Regions from separate parts of the Homo sapiens genome. Here regions 1, 2, 3, 4, 5 and 6 are each linked to region 7. Evidence: chromatin loops called from intact Hi-C (ENCODE). Cell type or tissue: IMR-90. All regions are shown on one strand.

Region 1 (4,000 bases), 260 kb before region 7:
AGAAATTCAGCACTAAAATTCCTTGTGCTTTTTAGGGGAAAACACCTGTGGTGCTCACCAATATTTATCCCATCAGGAAGTTAGGAGGCCCTGACCCGGAAAAGACCTTTCGAATGTAGATTGGAGACTGCTTCTTAGCTAGGGTTATTAAAAGTCCACACACATATTTATTAAAATCCACATACTCATTAAAATAAATAAATAAAATTTAAAAGTCCACATACTCTCTGGATAAAGTCTTGGAAACACACAATTGGACTAGGGGAGATGGTCTCCGATAATGGTTAATCTCTCCTATATCTCCTGAGCATGGACCTGTTCCCACTACTTAACTTTGTATAAAGGTTGTTATGGTGATAGAAAGGGAAGAACTGTGAGAGATTGCCAAGATGTTGCCATGTGAAAGAAGGCCAAACTTAGAGAAACTTTTGCAAAAATCGCTTGAAGCTGGGATTGATCATTACTGTGCTGCTTACTCCCAAGATGTTGACAGGCATTAAAAGGACAGCACTCCTCCAATTTTATAAGCAAGTCTTGCAATTTTGTGAGACAGTTGTCTCATTTTATTAATCTGGTGGCTTGAGGGAGGCTACAGCTCTTAGGAATGGGGGAAGTGTCCAGTTCTAGGAACAACTGATGCCTACCTGCATTATTCAAAATGGCCCTATATAGGAGCTTCCATGATTCAGTAAACTAAAACGATACACTCTTGTCTTATGCATTTAATGGGGCACCTTTAATATTTTTCACTTGGAGTAACCAAATAAGAGAGTAAGATTTCAAGGTTGAAGGGTGAAGCTATGGGATGGTGGGAAGACAGTCATAGTACAATATTCTACGTTATTTGACAAGGTTCTCCGGTATAAAGAGAAAAGAATCTTTTGCTTAAATTTAGTCTACTGCCTATACTACGTGGTCTCGTAACCTCAAGGGAGAAGCCAGTTTTACTAGGGAAGAGAAGGAAATGGGAAGTATCCTCACTCAGTTTTTAGTATTTTCAACTATGCAGCATCCCACCTGAAATCTCATTGAGTGTTAGCACTAATTGGTTGTAGCATCAGAAAAGTCGGCTGATTCAAGGAAGTGGCATTTGGAGGTCATGTGAATGATTATGTGCTGCTGATTAGTCATCTGAAGAGGTTAAGTGAGAAATATTACCCTTTCTCTTGTTTAGAATAGTACATTACAGATTCTGTCTGAGCAAAGAGGAGCAGCAAGCTGGTAAACCTGAAATACTCATCCAAAGAAACCAACGTCGTCAACAATTCTGTGAAAAATGTGGTTATGGTAGGGCTTCCAACTTATTTCTGGAACTATTAATATATCTATTCATGATGAGAAATCATTTTTGTTAAAACTGAGTACAATCAAGCAACACCACATATATCTCTGGAATGAATGTATACAGCTCAGAAATATTCACTAGGATAATGTTTTACCTAAGTGAAATAAACTTGCCAGCACACACACACACACACACACACACACACACACACACCCCTGGCCCTCACAGTGAGAAGAGGCTTTGGTTTCTTGCTCAAACTTTTGCGAAGAATGGAAGTTCTGTGGAGTAGTACAAACTCAAGCAAAAGAAGTCCTAAAGATGGCTCCCTTCCATCAACTTGCTCCAGCTTTAGGCTTCTAAAAGGGTCCAAAGAACAGCTCCAATAGGAACAATTCATTATTCTAAACTTGTTTCCTTTCAGTAAAAATGGGAATGGAGATTATGCAACATGCTTGTTTATTGACATCTTCAGACCATACTGACATCTGCTTATACCATATTGAGTGCTATCCAGTAAAATTCCCCTATATTTCCTGTTCCACTTCCTAGGTTCATCCAATCTGCCTTCTGGAAATAGCGATCAGCAAAAGTTGTATTTCATAATTGTATTATTGGCTGAATTATTAATTGAAATGAAAACAACATTTTAATGGGCTTAAAAGTCGTTTGGAAATGAGATAAAATGTTCTAAGCAGTGCCTGCCTAGACGCAGACCTAAAGGAAAGCACTCTGACAGTTTGATTATTATGCACATTAGCACAATCGAGTTGGCTCCCAGTTCCTAGAATAACATTCTCCTCTATGCATAAATGTCTCTCCTCATTGTTTGCTTTTCATTGCATTTATGTGTGATGCCTCAAGGATAATTCTTTCCTTCTGAGTAATCTCACATATTATGTTACTGCAATACTATCTCTATCGTTGCTGTCATAAATGACTTGCTTCTTTTGCACCAGTTGAGGAGAGAAACCCAAAATCACAACTCAACCCTCCAAACTGGATCTTTATAGAGACCAACCAGATCTATATGACCTAATGCCTGTTACCTCTCTGACCTCATTTCCTACTACCTCCTCCCCATTTTGCCCATTCTAGTCCAGTCACACTGGCATCCTTCCTCTATGCCAAACTCCTTGACCACACACCAATACAGGACTTTTGCATTAGCTATTACCTCTGATTAGACAAGTCTTCTCTACTCCCTTTCCTCTTTCAAGTCTCTGCTGAAATGTCAACTTCTCAAAGAGGCTTATCCTGACACTATTAAATACTGAAACATGACCCCTGTGACTCATTTGAACTCCTGTTCCCTTAAATGGCTCTACTTTTACTTTTATCCCTAGCACTTTTCAGTTACTAACCTAGCAGATAATTTACCTTTGTATTTTGTTATTTCTGCCTCCTGTCTAGAATTTACACACACACACACACACACACACACACACACACACACACAGTATACATATATAAGTATATAAAGTACATGTATATATAAATGATATATAAAAGGTACATAATACATATGTATGGCATACATATATGGTATATATTTGTATACATATGTGTGTGTATGTACATGTGTGTCCATAAACATTTGCTAAAGGGTTAATGAAACAGTGGGCTCCTTGGTGCATCCGTTGATTCGCTTCTTTTCAAAACTTGTATCTCTTCCAAGGAATAGATCATTACTTGCCCTTTCCCTCTTTTAGAATTTGTTTATCACTGCTGGCACCAAACACTTGTCTTATTTTGCTGATCCTGATTTTTCTCCTTTCTTATGGTGTGGTTAGCCCTGCTTTCTTTCTTTATTATTAATCAAGTCTTCAAATCTCACTGTCAGTAACTATAGCAAGAAGGATATATCACTGGCAGAAAACAAGATTAAGTCTTGAATGGGTAGAATTGAAGGAAATCCAGGTACTATCTTTTCTGATCTCATTACCCATCAACGAATCAATGGAAATCTCTTCGCACAGACCTAGAATTCTAACTCACAAGTCACCCAAGCTGGGAAGATCTTCAGATTTATTCTCTCTTTTGCATGCAGGCCATGTAATTTAGTAATAGCTACTCAACTACCATTGACCTGCTAATTAATCCATGGATTTTTGTTGTTGTTGTTGTGCCTTTAATCATTTCCCCTGATAACAGAGTCAGTTTCGAAATACTCATTTTCTGTTCAGACTCACCAACTAAATGCTACTAGAGTTCCGTAATAATAAAACAACGAAATATATTGACTCCCTGCCAACTTGTTCTCTTTCTCTTCCTTTCCTATGTGTCAGCTGGTGTTACTATGCAGATGGAATACTGAGAGGGGAAAGGAACCACTAGTAAATGAGTAGTTTGCATCACAGGTGAGGGTGAGAAATGATTCATTATTTGGGTCAAGAAACAAGTCAGTCCTGTTCTCTCAGAATTGAAGGTTTAACTGTCCTCCCAATTTTCCATCATTAATTTTGAATTAACCTGACAATAACTGGTTGAGACCTTATGCTTAGAGGCCCCTTTCCTGAGAACATGTGGTTGATTCTCCTTTTCCATTGCCAAGTAACAAGTGATACACATTTTATGATGGGGCCATATAGTACCTACTAAAAATGTTGGTAACATAGTTACCCTACATAGAGTCCATCCTTTGATTTAAAAGATGTCCAATTTCATATATTGCTGAATAGTAACTGAAGTGCTGGCTTCTGTTTCCTGCTGTAAACA
Region 2 (4,000 bases), 820 kb after region 7:
AAATGACCCAAATTTTAGTGTTTGTTCCATTTTCAACTCCATTGGGACAAACAATTGTCCTATATTTAAAACTGGAACTAGGGTGTGGAGGGTGTATATGTGTGTGTGAGTGAGAGAAAGAAAGAGAGAACATGCAAAAACCTCATTTCCTGATTTTATCATGGAAATTGCCAGGTCAATCATATTTTGTTCAATCAGCATTCACAAAGCATGACCTCTCTCACCCAACACACACCTACTATCATATACCAATAACCTCTATCTGTAGCACTGACATCTAGAACCTCAATATTATCATTCACATCTTGCATGTTCATTTTAACCTTTATAACATTCCTATCTGATAGGAGTAAAAAATGTTACCATTCCCATTTTGAGTAATCAATAAATCAGAGAATGCCAGTCATTAAATATATATGCAATTTTATTTCCAAGTCTCTAAATCTGGAGTCTCCTGGCTTCCAGGCCAGCTCTCTCTAACCTCACAATCCTCCTTGACAACACTGCTAGGAGGAAAACTAGGTCCCCTGCCTTCTTATTCGGGTGTTTTTACAGCTGAAATTCACATCCTTAAAAAGGAGGGAAGTTGACATGGAAATAATTTATTCTCCCTTTAAGTAAAACAAGGAAAAAAGGAGTAGGAAAATAAAAAGACAAAACCTCCTACCACTTCAAATGCAGCAAGATGACCAGCTTCATGCCTAACAGGGAAATAGTTATCTACAATTATAGAGAGCTAAGGAATCTAAGAGCAGAGGTCTCAGTGTTCCTCCAGCTCGACCCCAGCTCCACGCACAGAACCTCTGGCATGTGATGACATTAGTGACTACAATCGTCACTAAAATGTTCACTGAGCGCCCTCTAAGTTGCAGGTATTTTTCTTAGGAGTTTTGTATGTTTTCTCTTGTTTACTATCTACCACCCTAAAAAGGAACTATTATCATAGCATTCTACAGATGAGAAAAGACATTATTGCTTACCCTTAATTTTCATAATAGTCCAAAAAGATTGCTGTTACCATGATTGCCATTTTAGAGATGATGAACTGAGGCTCAGAAAGGTCAAGTGGCTTGCCCATGGTCACACGGGTCTTCTGATATGGAGCCTGCAGCTCCTTCACAGTGCATAACTCAGCAGCCCAGAAAATGCCTTCACACCCTCCTCCCATTTGACCATTCGTCACAACACATTTAAGATCAGACCCTGACGGTGACATTCTGCAAATAAGTTCAACATTGGGTGTTGTTGAATCTCAGGGAAGAAAGGCCAGCACTGACCCCTGAGGATATCCACAGTCAATAATTCAAAATGTAGGCATGAATTTGTCACTAAGCCAACTTAATCCTCAAAAAAAAAAAGAAGTTTCATAAGAAGAGAATCTTTAAAAGAGAAACAGAATTGATGGCTTAGGAAAGGTAAAGTTACGGAAACGGGTTGTAAATCCTGATCATAAATTAGGGCTGAAAGGAAGAGGATTTTTGATTCAGTCGCTGAGTAAACTGTCTTATTGGATACACTGGCACCACCTTGTGGTGAGAAGCAGGAACTCACAAAGTACTACCTGTTTGGCACCACGTATAGTAAAACATACCCTTGCTGTGGAGGTAAACAATGTTGGATACAAATCACAAGGCTCCAGAATTTCATCACCAGAGTGATGATGGCTACTTTGACTAAAATAGACTACTTTTGAAAGAGCATGTTTGTTTTATCCCAGAGAGGGCAAAATGCAAAATGAGGCCAGTCCTCTGGTGCATTTCAAGGGTATCTTTATTGATGAATGCGAAAACCTAATATTGAGGTATGAGAATATCTCACATTTGTGTAGCATTTTTCACATACATAATTTTATTTTATTATCAAAACAACACTATGAGTTAGGCAGACAATATATTGATCCCATTTCACAGACAAGGAGAGAGGTTCATTTGTGATAAGCATTAATGTGAAGTTAATTGTGAAGCTTCCAGAGAAAGCTCAGTAGTTACTAAGCCTTCTCAGGAACTGAGAATATTGTAAAGATGAGTATGCTGAAAAGGTAAAAGAGTTAGAATCAAGAGTCAGTCAAACAAATGATCCATTCACTTCTAAATAACTTCTAAGCAGTTGATTTCTCAGCAAAAGTGTGCTAGAGTTCAAAAGTAAATAGAATCGTGGCACCAAATGCCTGATGAAATAGGCAGCCACAATTGTCTGGACCACTGAGCCAGGCCCATGCCATGCCCATGTGTTGATTCATCACTAAGTCCTTCAGGGACAACATGTTTACATAGAAAATACTTTTGCCAAGCTGGCCTCATCACACTGCAGTTGAAATAATTACATCATCCAAATCAGACCACCTCACCCCATCCCCAAACTGTCCAAAATCTGCTTGTAATTTCTTGTGTGAGCTCCTGTCCACAAAACATCGGAGACCTTATTTTCATTCCTCTGTTTGGACTGAGCCAAGGAACCTCATTTAGCAAAGAATAGTTCTATATGCAATCTTCCTGCTAGGCCTGTGGCCTGGTTCATGGTGGAATGACATGCATTTGGCAATTTTTTTTGACTATGCTTTTAGTGAGAGCTGTGTCAGGGATGGGGTGCTCACCTGTCCCATTTGAGAGAGGGCTTACTTGATGTCTTATTTTTGTGTGATATCATGAGACATTTGGAGGCTCGTGTGTTCATTAAGCATTAACTCATTGATCTCAAATGTCAATTCACCAAATCTATGATAAACATACGTACTATAAAAAATTCATACGTTAATCTTTTCTGCATTTCTAATTATTTCTTATTAGATTTTTTTGAAGGAAAAGGTGTAGAGCTTGACAAATTATTCTAAATTTTATTTGGAAAAATGAACAGATAAGAACATATTTTTTAAATACCTTAAAAGAAGAATGGGGAACTTTTTCTTCAGGATATTAGTTATTCCAAATATTTTTCCTGTTTATTATTTGCCTTTTAATTTGCTGGTGAAGTTATTTGACACAGATTACTAGAATCAGAGGATTTAGGATAATTTTTGGCTAAAGATCAATATTCTTTTTTCCTTGCTTTGCCCCAAATTAATTAATAGGTTCTTTTTTAAAGGCAGTGATTGAAAGGCCCAGATACCTATCAGACATATTTTTAACAAAGTTCCTTTATTCTCTACTCAAGATAACATTAAGAAGTCATCAGATATCACTTCTCCTTGAACTGTTGCACAGACCTGAGCCAAAGTGAAGACATATCTGCGCGCACACACACACACACACCCCACATACGCCACATGATAGTTGTTTAGGTGCAACTATATTCAAGTGATATGACCTGGTCCCTTCATCTCTCCCTTGAGAAATCATAGCCCCCATTATACTCCAGATGATTGACAGTTATCACATTCAATCACTTTTTCCTTTTGTCATCTAGATCTCCACGAAGTGGGCTTCCCAATCTCTAAACAAGATTTTACAAAGTAGTCAATATGCAAACATTTTGATGACATAATATAAAGCTAGTGAACATCTTAAGAACTCATTCTCTTTTCCACTGTTATAACTCATATATATGTATACATATACACACAACACATATCACACACACATATATATGTGTGTATATATATATATTTCTAAATAATAAATTAGACCACACTGTTCACAGATGAAGTATATGTTTTCCCATAGCAAAGACTGAGAAACCTATTGGCATATGGTAGCAAGACTACCTGAGGGATCCTGAGAACTCCAGGTCAAACAATATTAAGAACATGAATGAATGGAAGACATCTCAAAGAATATTTTTGATATATTTGTTTCTAGTTTATATGTCAACAAATAAGAAATCAATAATGAATATATGAAAATGCCACAGGAAAATAGAGAAAAAAACATAGACAATTCCAACAAACAAATAAAAGTGACTGCTAAAACCACAGCGCCCATCACTAGTAGCTGCTAAAAATATGCTAAATAAAAATAATTATAATTAAGGTAATGGAAACTATATCAGCAACGAAATACTTTTT
Region 3 (4,000 bases), 980 kb before region 7:
AGCCCCAAGATAATCCAGACTGTCAGAGCACAGCCAGGCTGAATCGTGCTATTCACTGGGTTCCCAGCACCACGCTCCAGTTCTGACCCTCTCGCTCCCTCTCGGGATGGATTGCTGCATCATCCATCCTCCTTAACTTATCTAGTACAGCCTTCTCTCATCCAATCCCAACAGGCTTTGCAGTTTCTCTTACAACACCAATCTGATAAAGCCAGCTCCTCACTCAAAAAGGCTTATGTGGCTCCCAATGCCTTTACAATAAATGGAAACTCACTGCCATGGTTAAGTCCTTTCACAATCAGGCCCCACCCTGCCTGCCAGTCTTTTATGCATCTCTTCATCCCTGCCATTCTCACTGGAGCCATGGAATACCACCGCAGTGCTCCATTAACATTCTTACCTCCACTTCTCTCTTTGCAATGTTCCTTCTTCCCAGAATGCCCTATGATCCCTTTTCTGGCTTCTCAAAACCCTGTCTATTCTGCCTGTTTCTCTTCAAATGTTATTCATCCTGAGAAGTTGCCCCTGGCACCTCTCTCCTGACCCAATCTCCATCACAGGCAACAGGTTTGTTCCTCACCCACACCCTCATAACACCCTGTTTCTATTACCTGCCAAGTCCTACCCTGCCTGGCCGTGCCCTCACTTGTGTAGGAGCTCGCCCTCCTCCAATAGATGGTGAGGTCCTTGCCTGCAGAGCTGGCATCTGAATGATTTCCAGTGTTCTGGTTCCCAGAACTATTCCTTGAACCTACCAAGTACTGAATTAATACTTGTAGACTCAAAGACTTCATTTAATTCCATTGAAAGAGACAATAGGTGGCTCCATTCTACCTAGGCAGCAGCGCTCCATAGATAACAATATGGATGACTTTAACCAATATATTATGCTACATCTGTTTGGCTCTTTGTAATTCCCCAAGTGCAACGACAGTACATAAGACAGAAAAAAAAACCCACTGAAATGTCAGAGCCCCTAAGGCAGAGCTTTGGGGATGCTGGAAGCCGCTTGGGGATGTCTTCTGTTGTCTTGCAGTAGCAACAGTAACAGTAGGCTTTGGTAAGGCAGACAAAAGCTAAAACATCTCTAATTTTCTCATTCCTAAAGCTCCTCTTGCTTGGCAGTAGCTCTGGATGTGTGGGAAGGCCTTTGGGACATCTTTCTCCACAGCTGCCAGGTAGCTGCTTTTGCCGTGGATGATGTGGCTCTTCCTGTCAAACTCCCTCCACCCGGTCTGACTCCTTACACAAGGATGAATTGACGTTACATGTAAAAACAGTGGCAGTTATATGTGAGACCGAGGTGGTTTAATAAGTGAGCACATTCAGCCCACTCCCTTTGGGGGAAAAAAACCAATAAAGGTATTGACAAGGGAAATTGATGTTATCTTTGTAGACATTCATAAAGCATCGCTAAAACAATCCCCACAATAACATTTGCCTTTTCTTTCTCTGACTTGAGTTCCCTCTTCTGACCAGGACTACTTAATATGCTCTCCGGTCTCCGCAACTGAATGCAATAACAACAGTGTATTCAGAAGAGTAAACCAGGGAGACAGAGGAGATAAAATCTTTGCTCTGTTGCACGCAGCCTTTTGAGGTTAAGCATTCAGCTGAACTGCTTAAGCAATGAGAATCTGGTTCCATGCAGCTAGGGGGAGCCCAAACACAGTTGAATGTGCCCTGCTGAGCGAATGCATTTAAATTTTCTGTCCCTCAGCTTTCAGAGTGTCTTTTGAAAGTATCCCCTTTAATTGGCCCAGGGTAGAGGCTAGGCATCTGTGATTGAAGGAAGGAAAAACAGATGCAGTAGAATCCCCCAGACACATTCTAGAGGTTTATATGATTTGTGTTTCTGAGATAAGACCCTGTTTCCTGCAGTTGTACGTAGCCACGGCAAGAGTATCTAGAAAGATCATTTCATGGCTAGAAAAATTAGAAAACTTAAGATGGGGATACGTTGCAACTGGCTTGTTTTCTCTACATAACCCACTTCTGAGTTTAATTCAATGGCTTCTGTTGTAGCATTTTTCCTTTTTTCAATATGGGGTTGTAATTACTCTTATACTAAAAAAGAGTGTGTGTGTGTGTCTGTGTATTTGGATTTCAAATACAATATTTAGATAAGAAGGAGATTATAACATGTAAATGAATAACAATAACCCTAAAACAAGCAGGCTAGAAACGCTTCCTAAATTACCAACAGGCGGATTGTATATTGGTTGTTCGAAAGTCTATCCACCCTGTTAGAAATAATAAATAATTTGTTCAGTTTCCCCAAACAAATAATAAAAGTTTCCTTAATGCACAATGTGCTTGATCATAACATGAGAAGCACGAGACTGTAGTAGAGTCACTTTATCAACTGTGTGAACTTAAGCAACCTGTTAACTTGACTGACCACGGATCCTTATTTTAAAATGGGGGTTATCATACCTACTTCCTTGTGTTATTTTGAAGGTTAAATGTGCTTCGCACATTGCTTGGCACACGTAAATGTCTGATATTCCTAACCCTTATTCAGAGTCTGACATAGTGCTTGGGGTAAAATAAGTACTCAAAAAACATTTGCTGAAAAAAATGAGTGAATAAATGTAAGGAATTTTACATTCAATAATATCTCCATGGGATATATACAGGATCACATTTTCCTGACTGCTTCTCTCATCCTCTGTTATTTTGAAACTTGGGTGGGTGATTCCTCTCTCTTTCTTACTCCTTGATAGGAATGAGGACATCCCGAGATCTACTTTATTTAGACAGCTCCAAGCCCCAGCAGGATGAGGACTGTGGGTAGAAATGAGAGAGGTAAGTATCACCATTGTTGGGAAGGGGGATATCAATGGTTAAGGCTCAGGGTAGAATAAAAAATATAAATACTAGTTTTGATTCCCCCAAATTATAGAGGAAGGAAAGAGGCTCAGATTAGGGATACAGGGATAGCAACATTGAAAGGGAAGAAATACCAGCATGATGGAGTCTAGGAGGCTGTAGGGGGGAAAAGTATATATCAAATAAGAAAAAGGGCAGGAGTTCTGGGAAAGGACTGATGACGTGGGTGAGGGAAGGAAGAATATGCTGAAATATGTCAATGCCGCAAACTAAGGTAATAAAAAGGATCAGAGAAAGAAACTGTGGCCTGGACTAGGAACTGTTCAATTTCACAAGCAGGATGACGTCTATTCAGCCAGAAGAAGAGAAAAAGACACCAGGTCAGGGACAAAGCTGGAGAGCCCCTGTACCACAAGCAATTGCAGAGCAACGGAAGCCAGAATCCCACTTGGAGGGTGGTACTGTCAACAAAAATTAGTGACACAGGCAGCTCAACCAGTAAACTGGGGTAAAATCTTTTCAACTAAAAGGTCCTTCCCAGACCAACCCAACTCACTACCTCTCTTAGTCCCTGAAGATCAGTTCCAGTATTTCTGGTCTGGTTTTCAAAGCTAGAAGGGTTCTTTACACTGTTGTTGCTATACTCAGAGAAGTGTCTAAGGACAGGTTTAGTTTCACTTTAGGGGATCATATTCTCCCTCAATCCTGTGTGTAATGCTTCCCTGGAATCTATTTTTCCCTTTGTCTTCTCCCAGAGATAGATTTTCTCCTGAAATAGGAACTAGATTTCAGCAAGAAGCCTGTTTCCAGCCTTGGTGTTTCCCAGTGTCAGCCTGTGTTAAAAGGCAGGAAGGCCCTGTGGCTGGAACCCCTATTGCAGAGACAAAGGACTCTCCTAAATAGGGATGCGTGCTCAGTGAAGATTTTCCACTTAATAAGAGTTTACATTTCTCAGCATCTTAATTGTAAGTCTAATAATTTAACAGAATGTATAGAAAAATGCTACCAGCACTTCTGTACTTAAAATTATAGAATAAAATTGGACATTATTTGTTTAACACAAAGGAAAACTTTTCTAAATCTAGTTCACGTGCATTTGTAGATCAGTCGAGTATGGTTTATTTTGAGTTTGTGGAATTTGATGTTTTCCTAAAGGTAGTGTACGCAC
Region 4 (4,000 bases), 370 kb before region 7:
TTTCTCAATTGGAAAATACTCAAAATAACCTGTTGAATAAAATCCAACTGGTTTCTTGGATAACTTTCGGTATTGTTTTCAAAATCACAATGTATTATTCTGGTCTTCATAAAAGGGAAAAAAGTGACACGTAATGGGTTACATGTAAATGAGATATGAAACTCAAATGTCTAAAGCAACTATAATACAGAAGACACTATCTTGAGAGAAGAAAGAAAATAGGGGGCCTATAGCCTTTTGTTTTGTTTTTATAGCTTAGACATAGACTTGAAATTCTCACATACAGCTAGTTTCTAAATTCTGTCAATACAAGATTCTCAAAGAAATATGGGCTCGTCTCACTTTGCTATAGAGTAGAAAGACCCAAGAAACAGAAGGTCTGGACTTGGACCATGAACCTGGCACTCAACTATGCTCAGTGATAAATCCTCTGAAACCATTTCTTCACACAACAAATGGAGATAAAGATAATACCAAACATAACATTTATGAAAGTGTTTTGTAAATGGTTAGAGACTACACAAATATTAGCTAGCTGGTGCAGTTTTAGGGCCTAACACATTCCTAATCTTTACCCTTACAAATTTCCATTGCCAAATACCAGGCCCCCATGACCACTTAAGGTTTTCATGAGCCCAGAAACCAGGAATGACTCCATTGCATTTTAGAAAAAGTATTTTTTCAGGAGGCAGATAACCAAACAGTTCAGCATCATTATTGTGCCATTTCATGAAAACTTTCAGCTTTAGGATATCTAGCTTTTAACCCATGCTCCAGAGCAAGGCTTCTCAAAATTTAGTGTGTATCCAAGTCACTAGAGGGGAATATCCTTAAATACAGAACCTACTATCAAAAGTTTGGAGTGGGGATTGAGATTGTGCATTGCTAAAAGGTGCCATGTGATGTTAATGCTGCTGGTCTTTTGGCCACACTTTGAGTGGCAAAGCTCTAGACCTTCTGGAGGTACATTCTCCAATGTGGTAGCCAATAGTCACATATAGCTATTTACATTTAAATATAATTAATAACATTAAAATTCATTTCTTTTGGTCAGGCATGGTGGCTTATGTCTGTAATCCCAGCACTTTGGGAGGATATGGTGGGAGGATTGCTTGAGACCAGAAGTTCAAGACCAGCCTGGGCAACATAGTGAGACCCCCATCTCTTTAAAAAAGTAATCATTTCTTTTGTTGCACTAGCCACACTTCGAATGTTCACTAGGCCATGTGGCTCGTGGCTACCACACTGGACGTCAGACATAGAACATTTTCTTCACTGCAGAAAGTTCTACTGGAGCACAGCAGCAATACTCAAAGTGGAAAAATTGCCTTGACCTAATTGGTTTCTTCTCATCTCTGTGGGTTCTAAAATCGTATCTTCATGTGTCTTCTAGGCATTAATGGTTTAATCTACTGTAGCCTTTACATATAAGAGTGATATAAATGACCTCACCATGACACACTGTTGGGGCTGTGAAGACCGGAGGAATATGAGTTTTCTGTGAGTCTGAGCTTTTAGACAAACAAGAGAAACTGAATGTCAATTCCCTATCAGCAGGAAGAAGAGGGTCCAATGATGCCCAATGAGAGAATGACTAAGAGCCAGCCTTGCTCCTCTCGAGGGAAGAGTGAAGTGATATTAATCAGCGCACTATTGTGCACAAAGAGTGTTCTCTCAGGAGAAGAGCAGCACATCTGTCCCACTCACACATCAAAGAGGCCCAGCAGCTGAAAATGCTTGTGTCAAATCTCCACTCAGCCTCTTTTTCTCCTTGCTTTCCTTTCCTGGTTCATTTGCTATTCTGTGGGCTGTTTAGCAGTAAACCCTTCATCTGATTAACATTTCAAACCCATTGTTGGTCTGTGCTGGCTTAAATGAACTAATCATCATTAGTACTTCAAAACCTGTCTGGCTATGCCTGCAAGGGGGAAAAAAAGGAGGAAGAGAAGAAAAGGAAAAGGAAACAAGCCTGACTCATTAAATAAGTCATCCATAAGTAGCTGGCCAAGATTGAAACAAAAGCAGAATCCTGAGTATTTTAATCACTAAGCAAGTCATGGACATGACTCAGAGCTAAAAGGCATAAATGGGACCTTAGGCGATGACGGAACAGAGGCATCTTCCTCTGGAAGAGGAGGGAAGGAAGCCTGGGGCCCCATCCATTTCCTTTGCTCTGATTCCCTTTCCCCTGGAAAATACCAGTTTACGAAGCAAAACTTGTTGCAGAAGCCATTTATTTTCTATTCTTTCTGCTTTATCCATTTTGACAGAATTATATTCCTGAAAGTAGTTGAGGTCGGTCATCTTTCTGATTTTCAGTGATATCGCCATACTTTTAACCCATGATCTGCATCATATTATATATAATGTGTTTAAACCTATTACCTTATTGGACCAGGTAAACCATTAGCTTGGCTTAACCTAAAATTACAAGAGGAGCTTTTTTCCCCTAAATCAGACTCTCCTAGGAAGCCTATCCATTGTTTATTTTACTTCATACTAAAGTTTTCGTCATGATTCCTATAATTCTGATAACGAAAAAAGGAAAGAATACATCCAGACCATTTTTTGTGCTTGTCTGCAAGACACAGTGACATTTTAAAAGAACGTTCTAGATTTAAAAAGGTTAATTTCAAGCTTAAACAATAACTTTTTATGGCTTTTCTTGTGAAATCAACATTTCCCACAGATGACTGAGTCCCTGCAGTCTAGAAGTATAATTCCTAAACCGTAATATGTGTAAGAGAGATGACTGGTGCAATATCACAGACTTACATATTATTAAATTATATAGTGTGCACCATTTCTCTTTTCGATTCTCTTCCAATCCTATGATCAAGTCAAGAAAAAAGTCTCTCTTGGTACCTCTGCATTGAATACTACTTCTACCTGTCAATTCCCATTTTAACAAGCAAAGCAGCCCTTAAACTCAGAGTCTTCTGAGGGAAATTGTGTCTAGTTAAAAATAAGTAATATTTTGTTTCCATTGCATCAATTATTTTTAACATTTTTTCATTTATTTATGGCACCTTAGACTGGTTTTTCTATTCATGGTAGCAATAAAATGTTTCTTAGGAATACATTTAAGTAAAAAAGTAGTCTTTAAAGAAAAATATTAACATTATAATAAAGCATGTGGATATGGAACAAATCATGAATAGCCCGGATTTGGAGCACTCTTTTTATTTGAGGGGTGAGAAAGAAAAAAGTGGTGTTGTTCCTTTGCTGTCAGCCACCTATGTACATAGCAGGTTTGATTTCTCCATCAAAAACTGTATTCATGACAATTTCGGGACAATGTTTCATAGAAACTGCAAGTGGGAAGATGAGGGAGGAACTGTCTAACTTTTTTATAGAATGATTATTTGGGGCTGAAAAAAGTCCCAGGGAACACACAGGTGGCTGAGCGGCAGGAAACGATGAAGCGCAAATGCATCCACAGCAGAAGGGTGTGCTTAAGGATCAGCAGGGAAAATTTGAGAAAATAGTTCCCATCCATTCTAGCTTGCTTGGCTTCAGTATGGTAAGTTGCTCAGAGTTTGTTACAAGTTTTCCCAAAGGTGAATTTTTAAGTATCTTCTTGCAATCTTGAGGAAGGAAGTAGAAACACAAGATTTGCTCACTATGTTTCAAATCAGTGTCACTGTCATTTTTTGACAAATGGGACCAAATTTATTCTAAGCAGCAAATATTCTGGAGGTCTCTATCATTAATTACCCTGTTATGATCTCAAAATATTAGCTCTCACATGCTAATATGTTTTAGATAAAACCCTTTGCCAGTGCTTAATGAATAAACATTTATTGCACCCCTATTATTCATGAGGCAGTTTATGTTTGTTGTGGCAAGGATGCGATGTGGTATCTCGACACTCAAAGTGTGATTTGTGGACAAGCAGCCCCAGTATCACCTGGAAACTTGTTAGAAGTGTAGTATCTCAGGCTCCACCCCAGACCTACTGAATGAGAATCTGAGATGATTCATATGTACATAAATGTTT
Region 5 (4,000 bases), 1.2 Mb before region 7:
TATAAATGTGTATACATATATATATATGATGTGTATATATATGTATATAGTTATACATATTTGGGGGTACATGTGATATTTTGATACATGTATACAATGTGTAATGATCAAATGAGGGCAGTTATCATATTTATTGCCTAAAACATTTATCTCTTCTTTGTACTGGGAACATTATAATTCTTCTCTTCTAGCTATTTTGAAATATACAACAAATTATTATTAACTATAATTTCCATACTGTACTATTGAATACTAGAACTTATTATTTCTATGTAAGTATATTTTTATTTATTTTTAAAATATTTATTCTCAACATGCTGAATTTCAGATAAATAACAGAGAGTCAATAAAATTATGGCCAAGTAGAGGTTGAATTCGAGTTCAAAGTTCAGGAATAGGTTTCCAGCTGGTTATGCCAATTTTTTGAGATTTCTGATGACGTGCTCATTATCACAGCCTCAGGACCAATTACACAATGCATGTGAGTATTTATCTTGCTAGAGAAATATCTCTAATTGAGAACCTGATCCCCCCACCCTTTATATCTACCACTACCTCGCTCATTTGGGTCACCAGGTTTAGCCTAAATTAGTTGAAAATACTGTAAACCCAAATTAATACATCATAATTCAGCAGTTTAAATTAAGGTATCAGTGCAACATTTGAAAAGTAAACTTGTAATTAATATATTCATTGATGTAAGAGTAATCTGGGACTCTGAATGTCTACCTGTGTCTAATGGCAGCCCAGTTATACCCAGTTGACCCATAAAACAAAAATGTCATGGTTCCTTTTTCAAAGCATTTTGAAGCTACAGCAGAGATTTAGTTTCTGTCACTGTTATTTCAGCCTCTTAGCTCTATTGGAAATAATACTGCTCTTTTTAGTGGAAGGGGCTGACTTAGTTGCCTGGGGTCCTCAGGCTGCAGGGTGGATTCTTGCCCTCCGTATTGACCATTAATATGCTCAGGGTCCTTTAGGTAGTGGGAAATTATTTCCTTTCTTCCCATTAAGCCTGGGATGTCATGAGGAAGCATCAAAACACTTATTTTCATCTTTGGATTTAGAAAGTACTAAATCAATTTAATGCTGATTTCCTCCTAAAAAGCAGACAGGTGAATTAGAGAGACAAATGAAAAACAGTTATAAGCCATTCACGTATCCTTTTCAGAGATTTTTATCACAGGCCTCCGAAATGTCTATTAAGAATTTAAACCTTTGTTGACTCCATTTAGCCAGCAGTCTGGAAAATGCCAGTGATAAGTACTATTCCTTGAGGAGTTCAGCATCTATTCTTCTTCTCTTCCTTGATAATTCCAGAAATACCATGAAAGGGGTAATAATACCGACAGTAATGAGTGTGCCTTGGGAAATCACTAAACTATAAAATTCACAGGAAAGCACATTTCATATCTTTAAATACATTCCATTGCCTCTGCTAGGTTCAAGCTCAGAGAATTTCAAAATGCAATCACTGCTCTGGCCAGTTGAGGGCGGAATTGCCCTTCTTTTTGCACATACATCGTGCTTATGCGTTTGGAAAAGAGGAACCATCAAACCATCTGCCGAAAGGGGGCACTCAGCTAAGGAAGGAAAATGAGAATGGACAGGCAAATTGGAAAGCTGCAGCACAAAGCGACCCCAGTTTCGTGAAGTATGGGAAAAAAAAAAAAGACATTTCATGCATAAAACTCAAGAGCTGTATCTGATGGAATACATTATGCTTACAGAACAAACAGGTGACTTTCTGATTTTGTCAATTTGTGTGGGTTGGTTTAATTAACCTTTTCTTTGGTAATTTTTAATACCTAGCTAATTTCTGCAAATCCATGTCAATTAAAAAAGGAAAGCCTAGAAGGCTGACTTAGAGTTTCTCAGCCTAATAGTACATTGAGAGGGATTGCAGTAGATTTTGTAATTAATTTCTCATCACAGTTTAGGTATGAAATAATGTGAAAGAAAATGGATAGTGTATGGTGGGACTACTACCTATTTTCTCTCACTATGAATGTATACCCTGATCATTAATAATTCAAAACCAGCAACTTTGCAGATCTCATCAAATAACTTTGTAATGTAACACACCTAAAATATTTATTTGCCGGACTCCTTTTTTATGGAGGAGTCAAAGATTATTTGGAGGATGTCAGTATTTACCTGCTACACCCATGACTTCCTCCATTTTCAAATTCAACTACACACTGCCATCTGGAGCAACTTGGGCTTGATAAAAATCACCTCTGCTACTGGAAACTATGCATTTCTATAGTGCTGCTTCCTCTTGATTTTTTTCTTTCACTGCTTTTTGAAAGTTCATCATATGGCCATTGAATCATAAAGTGAACATATAACTGGATCACAGTCTTTCTCCCGAGATTTATATGCTTAATTTATTTTGTAACCCTCTAGATAAGTCCTTTCACTAAAGCGGCCGTGGATCTTAGGGCCCTCTCTTATTGAACGAAGCAATAGTGCCCAAGAAATTCTTGCACATCTCAAAGTGCAGGAGGGGGAAATGCCCATAAAGAGACCAATTCATCAACATTATAGACGTGAGACCAGAAGTGAGATTACAGACAACTCAATTTATACTCTATCACCATACTAATCTTGTTAAAGCGTAGATTGATTCAAGGAGCTATCCTCCCCATTATATATAGACTCAAACCCATCTTCTTTGGCCTGATATTGACAGCCCTCTTTGAATTCACACCAGCCAGCTCTCCCACCCTTCTTCCTGCTGCCCTTGAGCTCCAGTCAAACTGAGCCACGGAAGTTCAGCATTCACGTTTAAATCCCTTCACCCTGACCAGGGCCCTCTCTCTAGAATTCAACTGACATGAAGAGTGACCAGATTTAGTAAAAGCAGTTTACCTCCCTAATTCCACATATCTATGTGCATCCTTGCTGCCCCAACCTAAATAGAGCTCTGCCATAAAGCCTTCCTCAATGTCATTCGGATACTCTGTACACCTTCTCAGAAGGCATTGCCTCTAGCCTCTCTTACGACACTTCTTTCTACCTCAAAATGTAGTTATTTATAGACATATATTTTCTACCAGACATAAGATGATTGAAAGTAGAATCCATATCTGATACATCCTTTTATCCCCCAAAATATTTAGTGCAATATCCAGCACACATATGCACTCAATAAATATTTATTAATTAACAAATGAATGAATTTAAAGTTTATGGTAAACCAAAGTTATCTACAAAGATGTCTAATAAACCTAATGATATTCAAGTAATTTTCCCTTACAAAAATTAACTATAAGTCAACCCTCTAAACCCAGAAGAGTTATCACCTTGCTGAAGAGCAGTTGCTTAGTCCAATGGGTAGTATCTTATGTGGCTATTTTGAAAGGAGAGGGTACAAAAAATTATGAAAAGCCTAAGTCCATTTACAGGAAATCCTCATTCTTTTTGAAAAAAAATTATGGAAAACATTTTTGAAATACTATCTGGTTCCCAGAAATCTGAACACAACTGCAGTCTCCAACCATAAAAATAGCAATAGTTATCTACCTGAAATTGCCATCCTTCAGTCCCTGTGCTTGATTTTGATAGATTCCTCTGCATGGAATTCATGGATTTCTAGTGAAGTGTAGAGCTAGAACCCCAAGGAAGCAAATTGAGATTCTATAACATTTAAGCCACATCTATATTTTACACTAGCATTACACTAATATTATATACAATTATGTTTATATTAAATATTTATAATGAAGATAAGTTTCAGCTTTTCAGTAGGATTTGAGATTTGAAATACTCCAACTTTGCAATAAGAAACAGGTAAAAAAAAAAACAGAAACAACTAAAAAGCAAATTTTTATTTGGCAATAATGTTGAGGAATAATAGTTTTTTAAGCATCCTTTCGTACTTTACGAAGAATTTAATATGTATTTACTCTCACCATCTACCCTCTTATTAGCCAAATATGTAGTTTTTTTAGTTTCTCTATAATCTTCAAAGCAGATGCATATTTAAGCACCTTAA
Region 6 (4,000 bases), 630 kb after region 7:
AAAAGGAATGGTTATACAGTATTGCAAAAACAACAACAAGTATTAGCTAAGAAAAAAGTTTGACAGAGCAATCAATGTTAGAATTATCAAGTGGATCTATAAAATCCAAATTCCTACTATTTTTCAATATAAGATAAATATTAACCTAATACAGTTCATATTCAAACCTGTCCTCTTAGTCACTTCTAGTCTTCTGACTCTTCAAATGCACTTACATGGCACAAAGATAATTTGTTAACTCAGCAGGCATAAGTCAAACTAATGGTTTCATCCTGTATGAACAAAATAACTATCTAAAGACTTTAAAATTTCCAACAAATTGAGTTGGCATTGCATAGATTAGGTACAGATAATCTTTAGTCTATGAGCCAAGAGAAACTCTCAATTTATTTTCATCTTGACAACATGAAAAGTACCAAGAGGTAATATTACCAATACATACTTTGCTGTAATTGTAAAAATGCAGCCTGGGGCTGAGCATGGTGGCTCATCCCAGTGCTTTCAGAGGCTGAGGTAAGAGGATTACTTGAGGCCAGAAGTTGGAGACCAGCCTGAGCAACATAGTGAAACCCCATCTCTATCAAAAATTTAAAAGTTAGCCAGGCATGGTGGTTTGTCCCTGTAGTCCCAGCTACTCGGGAGGCTGATATGGGAGGATTTCTTGAGCCCAGGAGTTCAAGGCTGCAGTGAGTTATGATCACACCACTGCACTCCTGCCTGGGCTGGAGGCCTCTCTCTGAAACAAACAAAAAAATGGAGCATGGTTTTAAAAACTGTTTTCTATAGAATCATAGTGCTCTATATATTTGACCATCTTTCTGAAAGCCTCCTTCTTAGTCTCTGTGTACTGCAATCTGTAGTCATGCCAGTCTATATGACTTTTATTATCCCTCTGTGTGTGTCCATTTGACTGAGAAATTCCCTGTCTCTCTCACTTTTCTCTCTCAGCTGACCTAGACCATTGTCTGGACCTTTACCTCTCCACATTAAATTTCCCTCCTTTTCTCTTCAGCCCATACTTGACTTTCTTTTATCTATCCCAGTGCTGTCCAATAATACTTTCTGTAATGATGGAAATGTTCTCCATCCACATTTTCCAACACGGTAGCCACTAGTTACATGTAGCCTTTGGGCCCTTGAAATATGCCTAGTGTAACCAAGAAAGGGAATTTTTAATTTTCTTTAATTTTGATTCGTTTAAAGTTAGCTTTAAACAGTCACATGTGGCTGGCAGTTACCATATTGGACAGTGCAGAATTCTGCCCCATAGAACTAATATAATGTTTTTAATCATGATAAGTACAATCTCTCAAAAATAAGAAATTAAATTTACGTGGATCTCAAATAATTTATTTCTTTCAACCATTCAACAAACCCGTGATCCCTGATGATTTCTTAAACCCCTTAAGTTATAATCTCTAAGGACCTCAAGGAAGAAAAAGGGAAAATGAAGCAAGGAAAAAAAAATTTCAGGCTATAAACTTGAGCAGCAATGTAACCATTCCTGTGAGTCTGTTTTGTCTCTGCCTATCAATAGAACATTAATGGCTGATTAGCACATACTGAGGATTTGTGGATCTAGCATGAGAAGATCTGTGTCGGGGCTCTTCGATTAGGCATTCCCTGAGCGCAGATTTTACAGGACTGCACTCTGCCATGCCCAGAGCAGACTTCAGCTGGGAAAGCGGTCCTGCCTTGAGCCTGCAGGTGGTTCATCTAGAGCAAACGCTCCTCCTACAGGCCAAAGAAGTTAATGCAGTCTCGCTAACACAGGGTCTTCATTCATCCTGACAAGCAGCCTATACAGTAGAAAATCTCATCTCCAAATTCCGCCACAAAATCACACGTTCATGGGGGTATGAGGAGGTGGATAGAGTGCAGCATTTGTCAACTCCATATCACCAAAACACTACCTCCCTGATTCCACCACAGTGAAGCACTTCATTTCAGAACAAATAGCAGTTCATCTCCAACCTTCTTCCTGTGTGCAGTTTAACTATGCACTGGGGCCTAAAGTCCACTGACAGTTCTCCATTCCCTGTGAATGTATATGCCACTGTATATTCTTTTCTCTTATTTGGGGATTGAACAATGCAAATTATTTCACTGACAATGAAGTACTTATTAAGGAATCTAGGGATAGAATTAGATCCTCCTACTTTCCCTTCATTTAATGACAATGAAATAATCTATTGTTATATTAAATGCATTAAAGATGAACATAATAACCCTGCTATTTTTATCACTTCACCGCCACCTTTACTGGATTTACACTTATTATAGACAATGCAGGACTGTGATTTTTCAGTTTCCTTTTTGACACTGTCTCCTTGTGGCATTTTTTTCCAGATTGTCCGGGACAAAAAGCTAGCCCTGAGACTGTGGGAAGTGAAGCTTACTGGAAAGCTGTCTGAGGTTGCTGCCTGCTGAAAGACTGAGCTCCTGTGAATAAAGACCATGTCGGTATTCAGGAATGGGGACAGTTGTGGGTTTGATGGCATTGTCACTGGAACCCAGGCTTTTTGATCTTTTGAGGTCAAAATATGGAGGCGTGGTCAGCCACTAGAGCTATGATTATAATTCCTACTATATCTTTCATATAAGAGTTTCAGTTCCTATTTACATCGGTGAGAGGGAACAGGATATGACAGTACAAGGCCGTGGAATTTGATCAGAAAGAGCCTTTTTCCATTATAGCCATAACAGAGCCAGTAGTTGTTCACTCATTTATTGCCTATTTATTAGGCTACAACAGACAGACATAGTGCCAAGGCTAGAGAGAGGCATGTGCGCTACCTTCACAGAGCTCCCACTCTGGTGGCAATCTGAAACCATGTGTTAGGCCAAAGATCATGTTGCAGCTATTTGCTATCCCAGCACTTTCATCTTCATTCATTCTTCAGTCTAATATTTGAAGAGCCCCTGTCATTATGTAGGCATTATGCTAGGCTTTTCACATGTTCTGTGAGTAATGCAAAGGCCCCCAGTGAACTCATGGGCCAAAAAAGAAAATATGTCTACACTAATTGAAAAATACACAAAAACAGCGTAAGAAAAGACTGCCAGATAAAATGTTAGGTGAGATCAAGGAATGGTGGGATTTCTAAAAAGATGAAGAAAACTGGAGTACATAGAATTTGAACTGAGACTGAATGGAAGAACAGGATTCTGACAAGTCGAGCTTCTTCAACACAAAAATCAATAAAACACTACATTTTCCAAAACCCTGTTACATTCACTAACTCACTGGAGCTCCATGACAACCCTATAGGATAGAAACATTAGTAATATTGTTATTATCTCTTTTTTTGCAAATGAAGAAACAGCCTTGGATAATTTAAATGACACGCTAAAAGTCACCAGGGCAACACACTGCCAAACAAGTTTCCTTAACCCCTCAGGAAGGCAGGATCTTCAGTGTATCATTCCAGGTTGGGGTAGGCAGAATTCTAAAATGGCCCCCAAGGTTTCCCATGCACACTCCCAGAATAATCTTCAGGACTGTGGACTTGATGGATTTTTGCTCCTTGACTGGGTTATGTTAGATGGCACCATTAACTTTAAAAAAGATATTTTCCTGGTGGACCTGACCTAATCACATGAGCCTTTAAAGAGAGGGAGGCCTCTTCAGCTGGTCTCAGCACGGGAGGTCAGAGAGTGTCAACTTGAGGGAAGTTTCCTGTTGCTGAGATGGAGAGGGACAAATGGCAAGGACCTCAGAGCAGCCTCAGGAGCTGAGAATGGCCCCAACCAGCAGCTAGCAAGACAATGGGAACCTTAGCCCTACAACTAGAACGAAAGCAATTCTGCCAAATGTGGGAGGGAGCTTAGAAACAGGTCATTGTCTCCAGATAAAGACCTTGATTTCACCCTTGAGACAGCCTCAACAGAGGACCCAGTTAAAACATGCTGGACCTTTACCTACAGAAACCATGAGATAATAAATTTGTGTTGTTTTAAACCACTGAGTTTGTAGTAACTTATTACACAGTAATAGGAA
Region 7 (4,000 bases):
ACTTGTAATTGTATTATGGGTGAGTTCCAGCTGTTCCCCTAAGCATATTTTAAACTATAACTTCGACATAGTATTCATTCCCTTGCAATGCTTCAACAGTAAACAGCCAGGGAGTCTATTCTCTTTTCATTTAGCAAGAGGGCTTTATAGCTACACAAAATATCCCCCAGCAATGAAAAATGAAACCCACCAATGTAACATTAGCAACCAGCTGTCAGAAAAAAATCAGGAGTAGGATTGCCAGTCTGGTCATTTCATGCCAAGTGTTCTTGAGAGGCAGTGTGTGTGCGTATGTGTCTTTGTGTGTGCATGTGTACACTGTGTGTAAATGGAGTGTGTTCTGTAGCATGAGAGATGTGCGTGGGTAAATGTCCTAATGATGGCAGAATGCCCAAACATGAAGATGTAGTAGAACCGTCAGTGGTAGAGCAATATAGCACAGACTCTCTATGGCTAATTGTGCAAGGTTCCTCTCACGAGCAGGAAGAGTGAGACAGGAAGATTAAAAAGATAATATATTTTTATGTTGGAATTACTTCGTGTATTATAGGTATGTTTAACATCAGTGAGGGCTCTGGATGCCAGCTTGTAAGTGAAATGCAAACACCATGTATGTATTTTCATTTTTAACCTTCATGAATTTATTTTACAACCTCCCCAAAACATAGAAACCTACAATCCCTTCAAAGTAAACACCCAGCGCTAGCAATTTTGTCCTGCAAGCATGAAATACATTGACCATTATGAGCCAGCGCAGCGATTACCCGTGAATTCTCGTATTCATTCTCTCTCTCTCTCTCTCTCTCTCCCCCACCCCACTCTCTTCCTCCCTCCCTCTTCTCCTCCTCCCCCCCTCCCCGTGTCCCCCTCCCCCCACCCCACTCACCGTTCCCTTCCCTCCCGCATCCCTCCTCCATCTCGGGGCAGAAGAATCTGGTGGGGCTATTTTGCAGAGAGATACAAGTACCAGGTGCCAAGCGGATACCTAGCCTCCTAAACTTAATGCCAATTCCCTCCTGAAAGAGGAGGAATGCAGTGATATCAGCACCGGGGACACGGGGATAGCGAACACCACCGCGGCTCTTGGAGTTTACAGAGGAGCAACCCCAGCTCCGTCGCCACCACCTCGCGCAAAAGCCCCCACCCCACCAAGACACACACACACACACACACACACACACACACACACACACAAAACACGCCGCTCTATCCTGCCCCCCGTTCACACGCGCGCGCGCACACACACACACACACACACACACACACACACACACACACAAGCCCTGGCTTCTTTCCCCATCAACACCGATGTTGCAGCAAGTCTGTCCGCACAATCCCGCACGCCTCAGGACCCAGCCTGGGCGCAGAGCTGGCAGGGCAGGGAGCGCACCGCAGGACTTGTAAATAAACCCTGTTCCATCCAGAACCGGAGCGCTTCTTACTCCACCGACCACCCCGGAGCCCGGCGGCAGGGAGGAGGGGGCGCAAGGGGTCAGGGAATCCTCCCCCTACCTTGCAATGAGAAGAGGGACAGGAAAAAGCCCAGCACCCAGACGCTGTGCAGCCAGTAGGTCCTCATGTCTCCGCTGCGCTCGATGCTCCCTCGCGCGCTCCTGCTCTCGCCTCTTCCGCTCGCGCTCTCTCTAGTAAAACGCGCCGCTCCTTTCCCTCGGTTTCCCTCTGGGTTCTCCTGGTTCCGGCAACCCGGACAGACAAGCCTCTTGCCGCACGACGGCCGGATCCCAGAACAGCCTTGCTCTCCTCTTCGGGAGCGCAAGCCAGGGGCCGGGATGGACGCTCGTAGCCCGTGCCTGGTGTAAACACACCGAGCCCCCTTGTCCCTCGAGCTCTCCCGCTTTCCTGCTTCCTATCCTCCTCTCCCTCACTCCCCTGCAGCTTCAACTAAATGCGATGTACTTAAACAAGCAGCGCCTTATAGGACCGCGAACCGAGCCGAAAGGGCCCCGCTACTGCCATCTAGTGCTCACAGAACGGCATCGCCGCGGCTCTTCTTCGCTGTGTGTCTGTGCCAAGTCTATCCAACGCCGCCAAAGTCCCCTCTGCTCTCAGCAAACACAGGTGAAGCTCTTGCCTTCTTAAATCCTTGACTTGACCTTGCTGTCCCATAAGTCCTGAATTTCTCCTTTTCACGAGGAAGCTCTTGGAACATGCTAGCCGCACATCTTCATCACCTCATTGCTCCTCTCCCTCTCAGAAATCTCCAGTGCTTTCCTAACAACTCTATGGAAATTTTTCTCCAAATGTCACCATGACCTCCACCAAAAAGTCCAATGGCCTTTTGAAGCCTCATCCTACTTGATTTTGATGCTGCGCTTCACAGCGTGTGCCATTCCTTTTTATTTGATTTCAAAGTCACTGGGTCAAAACAATTCTGGCACTTCTGACCTTCCCTCCAAGAGCCCTCTGGGTTCCTCTGCACTTCTTGGTTTATATCTTCTGTTATAATTTCTTTAAGTTACTTGGAAATAAAAGGTCTATTACAGCTACACGAGGATGGAAACCTCCACCACTAACCTCGTGCTTAGCCCTCAGCTTAGACTTCCCAGCTGGGTACCAAGCATCTCAAACTGGATGACTCAGGGCCAGGGCTGAGTTGGGTGAGTAGGCAGATGGGGCCGCTCTGAAGAGCACTGACTAGTAGTTAGGAAAGCTGGATTTCAGTTCTGTTACTGTGGCCTCCACTCGTTGGGGACCTTAACTAAGTCATTCAATCTCTGAATTTCATTTTATTCATCCATGTATTTACATGATAATGAATATTGGTCCCTTCCAACTGTTTGTAATATCTATGCTAGGTTTCTCCACCTTGGCACTACTGACATACTGTACCAGATAATTCTTTACTGTGTGGGGCTGTCTTGTGCACTATAGGATTTATAGCAACATCCCTAGCTTCTGTCCACCAGCTGACAGTAGCACAACCCTCATCCTCCTAGTTATGACAACCAAAAACATCTCCAGGCATTGCCAAATGCCCCCTGGAGGGAAAAACTGACCCAGTTGAGAACTTCTTATCTATACCCACGTGATTTTCTTCAGGAATTATTCCCCTTTTCCAACTTCCCTGTTTCACAGGCTTCAAGAACTTTTAGAAGTATATTTAATTCTCTCTTCTCCAATTTCAGTTGATCATCAGTCTCACCACGACAATGTGTAAATGTGTCTAAGATGTCTCTATGTTTTTTTTTCAGTTTTACTGCCACCTTTTTCATAATAAACACGTGTTGTGCATTATACTTTCTGAAATACTTTTAATTATCTCTAATGCTGTGATATGTTCAAGGGCTATGTTAGCTCTTCGAGCATTAGTGGGAAATGCAGACAAAGACAAGTTAAGTGACTTTTCTTATGACATACGATAGGCCAGTGAAAGCAACATTAGCAGACCTGAAGGAGGTCTCCTGACTCTAGCAGCATTCCTGATCCATCTCTCTAGTATGGGTCTTTATTGCCACACCCCTAGATTTCTACAATAGCCTTCTACCTGATCCCTTTCCTCCATTCACTGCTCTAATCTAGTTTATACGTTACCACCAGGTTAATCTTGTTAACAGTTTCTTCAAGACTCTCACCTGCTTATGAGTTATAGCTGCTCCTTATGGTCTTCTAGAACCATACTAGAATCACCTGAGGACTTTTGCTGACGCATCATCCCACCCCAAACCAATTAGATCACAATTTTTGGGTTGCAGCCCTAGCATCCGGAGTATTTTAAAGATCTCAGGCCATCCTAATCTGCAACCAGGGCTGAAAAACACTAACCTACCAGACAGAATTCAGATTCTTCATTTTTAAAATGTAAGGTCTTCTGAAATTTCTTATCTTACCTTTAACAATTTATTTTTTTTTCAATCCCCAATGGAGACACTTTCTTCTAGATTGCTCAGTCTTCTTTTTTCCCCATGCACTTCCTTTATCTGCTGCTTGTTTGTCTTGCCAAGTCTGTTCCATTCTCAGGAGGCAATTTGCAAGTGGCCAG

Evidence for each region. A loop is a pair of places that touch in the nucleus more often than their neighbours do. Peaks named below come from ENCODE experiments on the same cell type or tissue, not always from the same donor. Only the 100,000 strongest peaks of a DNase experiment are listed, where the experiment ranks them.
Region 1: a loop joins it to region 7, with 5 times the contacts of the local background. A loop is called at or near these places in 7 of 110 quality-filtered maps.
Region 2: a loop joins it to region 7, with 6 times the contacts of the local background. A loop is called at or near these places in 4 of 110 quality-filtered maps.
Region 3: it touches region 7 in a loop (7-fold over the local background); 13 of 110 quality-filtered maps call a loop at or near these places.
Region 4: a loop joins it to region 7, with 3 times the contacts of the local background. A loop is called at or near these places in 5 of 110 quality-filtered maps.
Region 5: it touches region 7 in a loop (8-fold over the local background); 19 of 110 quality-filtered maps call a loop at or near these places.
Region 6: it touches region 7 in a loop (8-fold over the local background); 10 of 110 quality-filtered maps call a loop at or near these places.

What each region holds. Positions count from the first base shown.
Region 1 is chr3:117,733,485-117,737,484 of GRCh38, forward strand. All of the region lies in intron 2 of LOC101926953 (a long non-coding RNA gene), which reads left to right. Among named protein-coding and RNA genes, the nearest start is that of LINC02024, 45 kb to the left of the region's middle. In IMR-90, no CTCF peak of the experiment used is centred here; DNase peaks (open chromatin) are centred at 1,147 and 2,127; H3K27ac peaks cover 1,351 bases.
Region 2 is chr3:118,816,351-118,820,350 of GRCh38, forward strand. No RefSeq gene overlaps it. Among named protein-coding and RNA genes, the nearest start is that of IGSF11-AS1, 120 kb to the right of the region's middle. In IMR-90, a CTCF peak has its summit at 1,523 (motif pointing left); no DNase peak of the experiment used is centred here.
Region 3 is chr3:117,017,651-117,021,650 of GRCh38, forward strand. The region is part of intron 1 of LOC124909415 (a long non-coding RNA gene); the gene reads right to left. Among named protein-coding and RNA genes, the nearest start is that of LINC00901, 98 kb to the left of the region's middle. In IMR-90, a CTCF peak has its summit at 1,656; a DNase peak (open chromatin) is centred at 1,641.
Region 4 is chr3:117,620,673-117,624,672 of GRCh38, forward strand. No RefSeq gene overlaps it. Among named protein-coding and RNA genes, the nearest start is that of LINC02024, 68 kb to the right of the region's middle. In IMR-90, no CTCF peak of the experiment used is centred here; a DNase peak (open chromatin) is centred at 2,059; H3K27ac peaks cover 304 bases.
Region 5 is chr3:116,769,505-116,773,504 of GRCh38, forward strand. No RefSeq gene overlaps it. Among named protein-coding and RNA genes, the nearest start is that of TUSC7, 62 kb to the left of the region's middle. In IMR-90, a CTCF peak has its summit at 1,525 (motif pointing right); a DNase peak (open chromatin) is centred at 1,527.
Region 6 is chr3:118,627,185-118,631,184 of GRCh38, forward strand. All of the region lies in intron 2 of LOC105374060 (a long non-coding RNA gene), which reads right to left. Among named protein-coding and RNA genes, the nearest start is that of IGSF11-AS1, 310 kb to the right of the region's middle. In IMR-90, a CTCF peak has its summit at 1,737; a DNase peak (open chromatin) is centred at 1,717.
Region 7 is chr3:117,995,670-117,999,669 of GRCh38, forward strand. It overlaps LINC03051 (long intergenic non-protein coding RNA 3051), which reads right to left and starts at 1,910. Exons shown (of 3, transcript NR_182298.1): 1 at 1,513-1,910. RefSeq lists an enhancer at 1,581-2,127. In IMR-90, a CTCF peak has its summit at 1,984 (motif pointing left); DNase peaks (open chromatin) are centred at 1,942 and 2,592; H3K4me3 peaks cover 1,915 bases; H3K27ac peaks cover 1,039 bases.